Linked DNA regions of Homo sapiens: region 1 is linked to region 2. A link is an interaction called in ENCODE POLR2A ChIA-PET data of the cell type or tissue named here. Cell type or tissue: A673. All regions are shown on one strand. Region 1 overlaps FRMD8 (FERM domain containing 8). Region 2 overlaps DPF2 (double PHD fingers 2).

The links. ChIA-PET counts read pairs that join two places held together with the same protein. Peaks named below come from ENCODE experiments on the same cell type or tissue, not always from the same donor. Only the 100,000 strongest peaks of a DNase experiment are listed, where the experiment ranks them.
Region 1: POLR2A ChIA-PET joins it to region 2 with 18 read pairs; 18 of 35 experiments call an interaction of 5 or more read pairs at or near these places.

The regions. Positions count from the first base shown.
Region 1 is chr11:65,399,603-65,402,102 of GRCh38, forward strand. It overlaps FRMD8 (FERM domain containing 8), which reads left to right. Exons shown (of 11, transcript NM_031904.5): 8 at 134-257; 9 at 1,122-1,265. Among named protein-coding and RNA genes, the nearest start is that of FRMD8, 14 kb to the left of the region's middle. RefSeq lists an enhancer at 732-1,617. In A673, no CTCF peak of the experiment used is centred here; no DNase peak of the experiment used is centred here; H3K27ac peaks cover 1,392 bases.
Region 2 is chr11:65,343,912-65,346,411 of GRCh38, forward strand. DPF2 (double PHD fingers 2) reads left to right here. Exons shown (of 11, transcript NM_006268.5): 6 at 80-158; 7 at 1,755-1,892; 8 at 2,019-2,147; 9 at 2,336-2,448. Among named protein-coding and RNA genes, the nearest start is that of TIGD3, 9.6 kb to the right of the region's middle. In A673, no CTCF peak of the experiment used is centred here; no DNase peak of the experiment used is centred here.

The DNA of each region.
Region 1 (2,500 bases), 56 kb after region 2:
GTTTCTCCCTTCCCTGGGGCGGGTTTCAGTCACCCAAACAGCAGAAGTTCCTCAGAGCCCAGGTTGGGGCCTCGAGCAGCCTCCCTCAGCATTTCTGGTGCTGGCCGGAGGCTGACCCCAGTCCCCTCCCCAGGTGTGCCTTCTTCCACGGTGAGGTTGACAAGCCGGCCCAAGGCTTTTTGCACCGGGGTGGGCGCAAGCCAGTTTCTGTGGCCATCAGTCTGGAAGGCGTGCACGTCATCGATAGCAGAGAGAAGGTACTGCCCCCAGCTCCTCCAGGGTGGAGAGGATGGGAGGGGGCTCCTGACTCAGGTCTTCCTGGTTCCTCTGGGCCTGTGGGGGCCTGGGGGCAAGGTGGATGGACTGTCTGGGAGGGACCCTGCCTCCGTTGGATGTCCTCGTAGCCCCTGAGGGTGATCCTGGGTCCTCTTGCCCAACATGCTAGGCTGTGGGGTGGCCGGGGCAGGGGAGGCCGCAGCTGGGACTTCACTGCTGAGTGGAGGGAGGGCAGCAGGGCCCGCTGCTCTGCCTGGCTGATGGCTGGAGAACAGCCTGATGCTCCAGAAGACCCCGCGACGGGAGCCCTCTTGGGCTGACCGTGTCCTCTTCTTTCTGCGTTTGGTGGCCAGCCCTGGGTAGAGAGCCGCGTCAGCAGCCAGCCCTGTGGGGCAGATTACCTGTCCCTGGACAGAAATTTGCTCCTAAGCCAGCAGAAGAGTTTTGGCTGGCTTCTGGTTGTCCCGGAAGAAGGACCCCAGCCCCTGCTGCCATCTGTGTCCTGGGAGGCAGGGCCCAGCTCAGCCTCATGCTAGATGCCACGCCCGACCTCATAGAAGAGACTCCGCTTCCCCACCTGCCTCCTCCCCCACGTGCCTCCCCCGCTGTCAGGGGCTTGGCCTGCTGGTGGGACTGTTGTGGGAGAGGGGATCTCAGCTTCCCTGGACCACAGCCCCTGGCAGGCTCTGATGAAAGCTGAGGCTCTCTCCTTACAGAAACACATGAACAAATGTAGACTCAGCCTTGGAGAGGCACACACCCTGGCCAGGTGTCTGAGTGGGATGGGGTGGGGAGCAGACCTCTGCCCAGGGGTCAAGCCTGGCTCTGTGTCTCCTGCTGGCCAGCATGTCCTGCTGGGCCTGCGCTTCCAGGAGCTGTCGTGGGACCACACCTCCCCCGAGGAGGAGGAGCCCATCTTGTGGCTGGAGTTCGACGGGGACAGCGAGGGCACACCTGTCAACAAGCTCCTCAAGATCTACTCCAAGCAGGTAGCGCGGGTGGTGCCTGCACACGGGTGGGGAGGCTGGGCCCAGGTGCCCTGGGTCCCAGACAATTAGAGGCACCAGGCTGGCGGGCAAGGAGGTGAGAAGCTGCCTTGGGCCTGAGGATGAAAGCGGCCTGGGCACAAGGGGTGCCTTGAGTCCTGCTGACCCAGAGCTGCCCTGGGAGGTCAGGAGGCCTGGTCTGCAGACTCCACGCCGGTGGTGGTGGCAGCTGTGGGGTTCGGGCAGCTGTTTGTTGAGGGCTTGCTGAGTGCTTTGAGACCAGCCTGCACCCTCCCCTCCTGTCCCCAAGACCAGTGCTGTTGTGACCCTATTCACAGTCACCTGCGGTGGGCGTGGAAACGTTGGGCCTCTCCAAGCCTGTGTTTGATTTTCCCCTTCATTCGTCGTGTTTTACTCAGCACCGAGCACCTCTTCTACCCCAGCCTCCCTCCCCAGCCTCCCTCCCCAGCCTCCCTCCCCTGCCTCCCTCCCCTGCCTCCCTCCCCTGCTTCCCTCCCCAGCCTCCCTCCCCTGCCCCTCCCTCTCCCACTTGGGTCACATCAGACGCCCCTCCCTCCCACAGGGCCCTTTCAGGACTGTTCCCACCCCTTCCTCCTTTCATCTCGGGTCTCTCTGGATCCTTCATTCCACACCTCTCCGGCTTCCTTTTGGTGCCCTTCACCCCTCCCTTGGCAGCCAGACCCCACCCCTGCGCCTCCCATGCTGGGGGCTGCTTCTAGCCCCATCGGCCTCTGCTTTGCCACAGGAGGGCCCCCTCCCCCTTCTCAGCTTAACTACATGCTCCTGGAAGCTTCTTTCCGCCCCCACCAGCCACCTCCTCCCCCAGCTTCCCCTGCTGCTCCCCATTTTCCTGGCCCCCCTCGAGGGCACTCCTCTCCCTGCCTCATGGCTTTGAACTCCAAGATATTCTCACCTTTATGTTCAAAGTTCACAATTTTCTTTTTTTTTTTTTTTTTTTGAGACGGAGACTGGTTTATGCTTTTTGTTTCCTAAGAAATTTTGCCTAACCCAAGACCACAAAGATTTTCTCATGTTTTCTTGTAGAAGTTGTATAAATTTAAGCCTCCCAGCCATCCCAAAGTCAATATTTTACATCAGGTGTGATATACAGGTCAATGTTCATGTTCGTGTTTACAGATTCTCAATTGTTTCGGTGTCGTTTGTTGAAAAGACATTGAATTGGCCGGGCATGGTGGATCACGCCTGTAATCCCAGCA
Region 2 (2,500 bases):
TTAGCGGCCACTTCCAAAAGAGTCTAACTCCTCAGGCCCAGCTACCAAAATAAGGGTGTCTCTTTGCTCTTCTTGGCAGGGTAAGGGTGTGGGCAGTGCCCGTAAGAAGCTGGATGCTTCCATCCTGGAGGACCGGGATAAGCCCTATGCCTGTGACAGTGAGTGCCTCACAAGTGGGTGGGTAGACCTTGCCTTGGACCCAGCTCCTGCTCTGGATATGAGAGGAGGGAGGGTTGTGTTTTTGCCCAGAGTATTAAAACAAACCTGGGCTCTTGTCCTGCCTGCTGACTGCTTCCGTCTGAGACCCCTGGGAGGCCTGGGTCCCTGCTATATGACGGGTGGGACCTGCATGCTCTGGGAAAGATTTCTGCCATCCTCTGGGGTAGGGTTGCTTGTGGGGGCCACAGCAGGCAGGGTTGGCCTCTCAACAGATGGCCTGCAGGTCTCCTGGCCTCAGTTAAGCCAGGGCCCCAGGGGTCTGACACTGAGTTTTTCAACGTCTGTTCTCTTTTTCTTTCTGTCTGCCTTGCCCCACTTCTGTCCCTCCACCCTGGGAGCACCATCGCCGCTGGGGTTTCTCTCTCGTTTGCTCTGCTTTCCTGCTGCTGCTGCTCCTGTCTCAAGTGTATCAAGGCCTTCTTCTCATGACTTTTCTTTCTGTCTTTCAGATAGTTTCAAACAAAAGCATACCTCGAAAGCGCCCCAGAGAGGTAGCTCTCTCAACTTTTCAGACTTGTGGTTTTCCTTTCCCTTTTTCCCTCTTCCCTTGTTCCTCCTGCCTTTCTCATTTCCTGGGATGCTAGCTTTAAAATCTCTGGAATGGCATGGGGGTAGGAGCAGTGGAATTTCTGCTGTGCTCTACTCCTCAAAGTCCTGAAGGCTGCCTTTACCACTGCTTGTTTCCCACAAACCTGCTCCTAGAGCTGCTCGGCCCAGTGCATGGGGTGGCTTCAGAAGCATTATCAGGAGCCCATTACAATCAGACCCTTCCGCTCCCTCCCCAGACCAGGCAGCTGGTGGTCAGCTCATGTTCCCCACTGCCCCACCACCTCCTCCTGCCATCCTCTCTCCCCACTCCTTTCCTGCTGGCCCCCTTGCCCTTCTTGGTATTACTTCTCAAGATGACAAAATGCCTCATGGGGATCTGCTTTCCTTGCTGATTGGCAGGCCTGGACAGGGCAATTACATGGGAGTGTGCTTGAATTTCTTTGGGGACCAACTGCCCAACTGGCTTCATTGATAGGCTATCCCCAAGAAACCCATCCCCTGCTTGTTTACCCACATTCAGGGGAGATGGGCTCCATGGTGTGTGGGGTAGCATGAGCCTCCCACATTTACTGAGGGGTAAAAAAGTTTGGAGTCTTATCCACTTTTCCCCCTTCCTGCCACCCCAAAGATATAGGAATATCCTTCCCTTTCCTGACCTGGAGCGTCCCAGACTGTTAGTATATCCCAGAGCAACTAACTGGTGATGGGGCAAGGGCTAAGCCCCCCAAAAGTCAACATGGAAGAGCAGTGGTGGCCATGGGGTTGGAGTTCAGGAGGGAAAAGAGCCCCAGAAGCTAGAGAGCCCCACGGCCTGATGCTCCTGGCTGAGGGGAAGTGGCCGTCACTCAAGGCCTGTCCCAGAGTGGAGCTGCTAGGGGAAGGGATGGTTGCCCTCTGCCTCAGGTGGAGCCCCCACAGCTTGCAGGGATGGGGACATGGCACTCTTGTATCCTAACACCTTTCTCTGCAATCTTCTTCCCACTCAGTTTGTGGAAAACGTTACAAGAACCGACCAGGCCTCAGTTACCACTATGCCCACTCCCACTTGGCTGAGGAGGAGGGCGAGGACAAGGAAGACTCTCAACCACCCACTCCTGTTTCCCAGAGGTCTGAGGAGCAGAAATGTAAGCTGAGGTGTCAGAAGTGGTGGGCAAGCAGAAGTTGGCCTGGTTATGAAAACCACTCCTTGCATGGGTGTTGAGTGGCTCAGGGACCCCCATGGGTGTCATCAAAACTCTTTCTCTCTGTAGCCAAAAAGGGTCCTGATGGATTGGCCTTGCCCAACAACTACTGTGACTTCTGCCTGGGGGACTCAAAGATTAACAAGAAGACGGGACAACCCGAGGAGCTGGTGTCCTGTTCTGACTGTGGCCGCTCAGGTACTGCTTCCCGTGAAGGCTGCTGCTTTGCCCAGTCCCCAAGGGGCTCTTGGCTTGCTGGCCTCTAGGGCTGTCATAACCAGCCCACCTCGCTTTTCCTAACCAAGAGAAGATGTAGCCACAGGCAGGAGCTCCTCTCTTCCCCCCGCATTTCCGACTGTCTGTCTCACTCACTTCCCCCACTACAGGGCATCCATCTTGCCTCCAATTTACCCCCGTGATGATGGCGGCAGTGAAGACATACCGCTGGCAGTGCATCGAGTGCAAATGTTGCAATATCTGCGGCACCTCCGAGAATGACGTGTGTATCCCCGCCCCCTCCTCAGCATGGCTCCTTCTGGGCTTTTACTGCT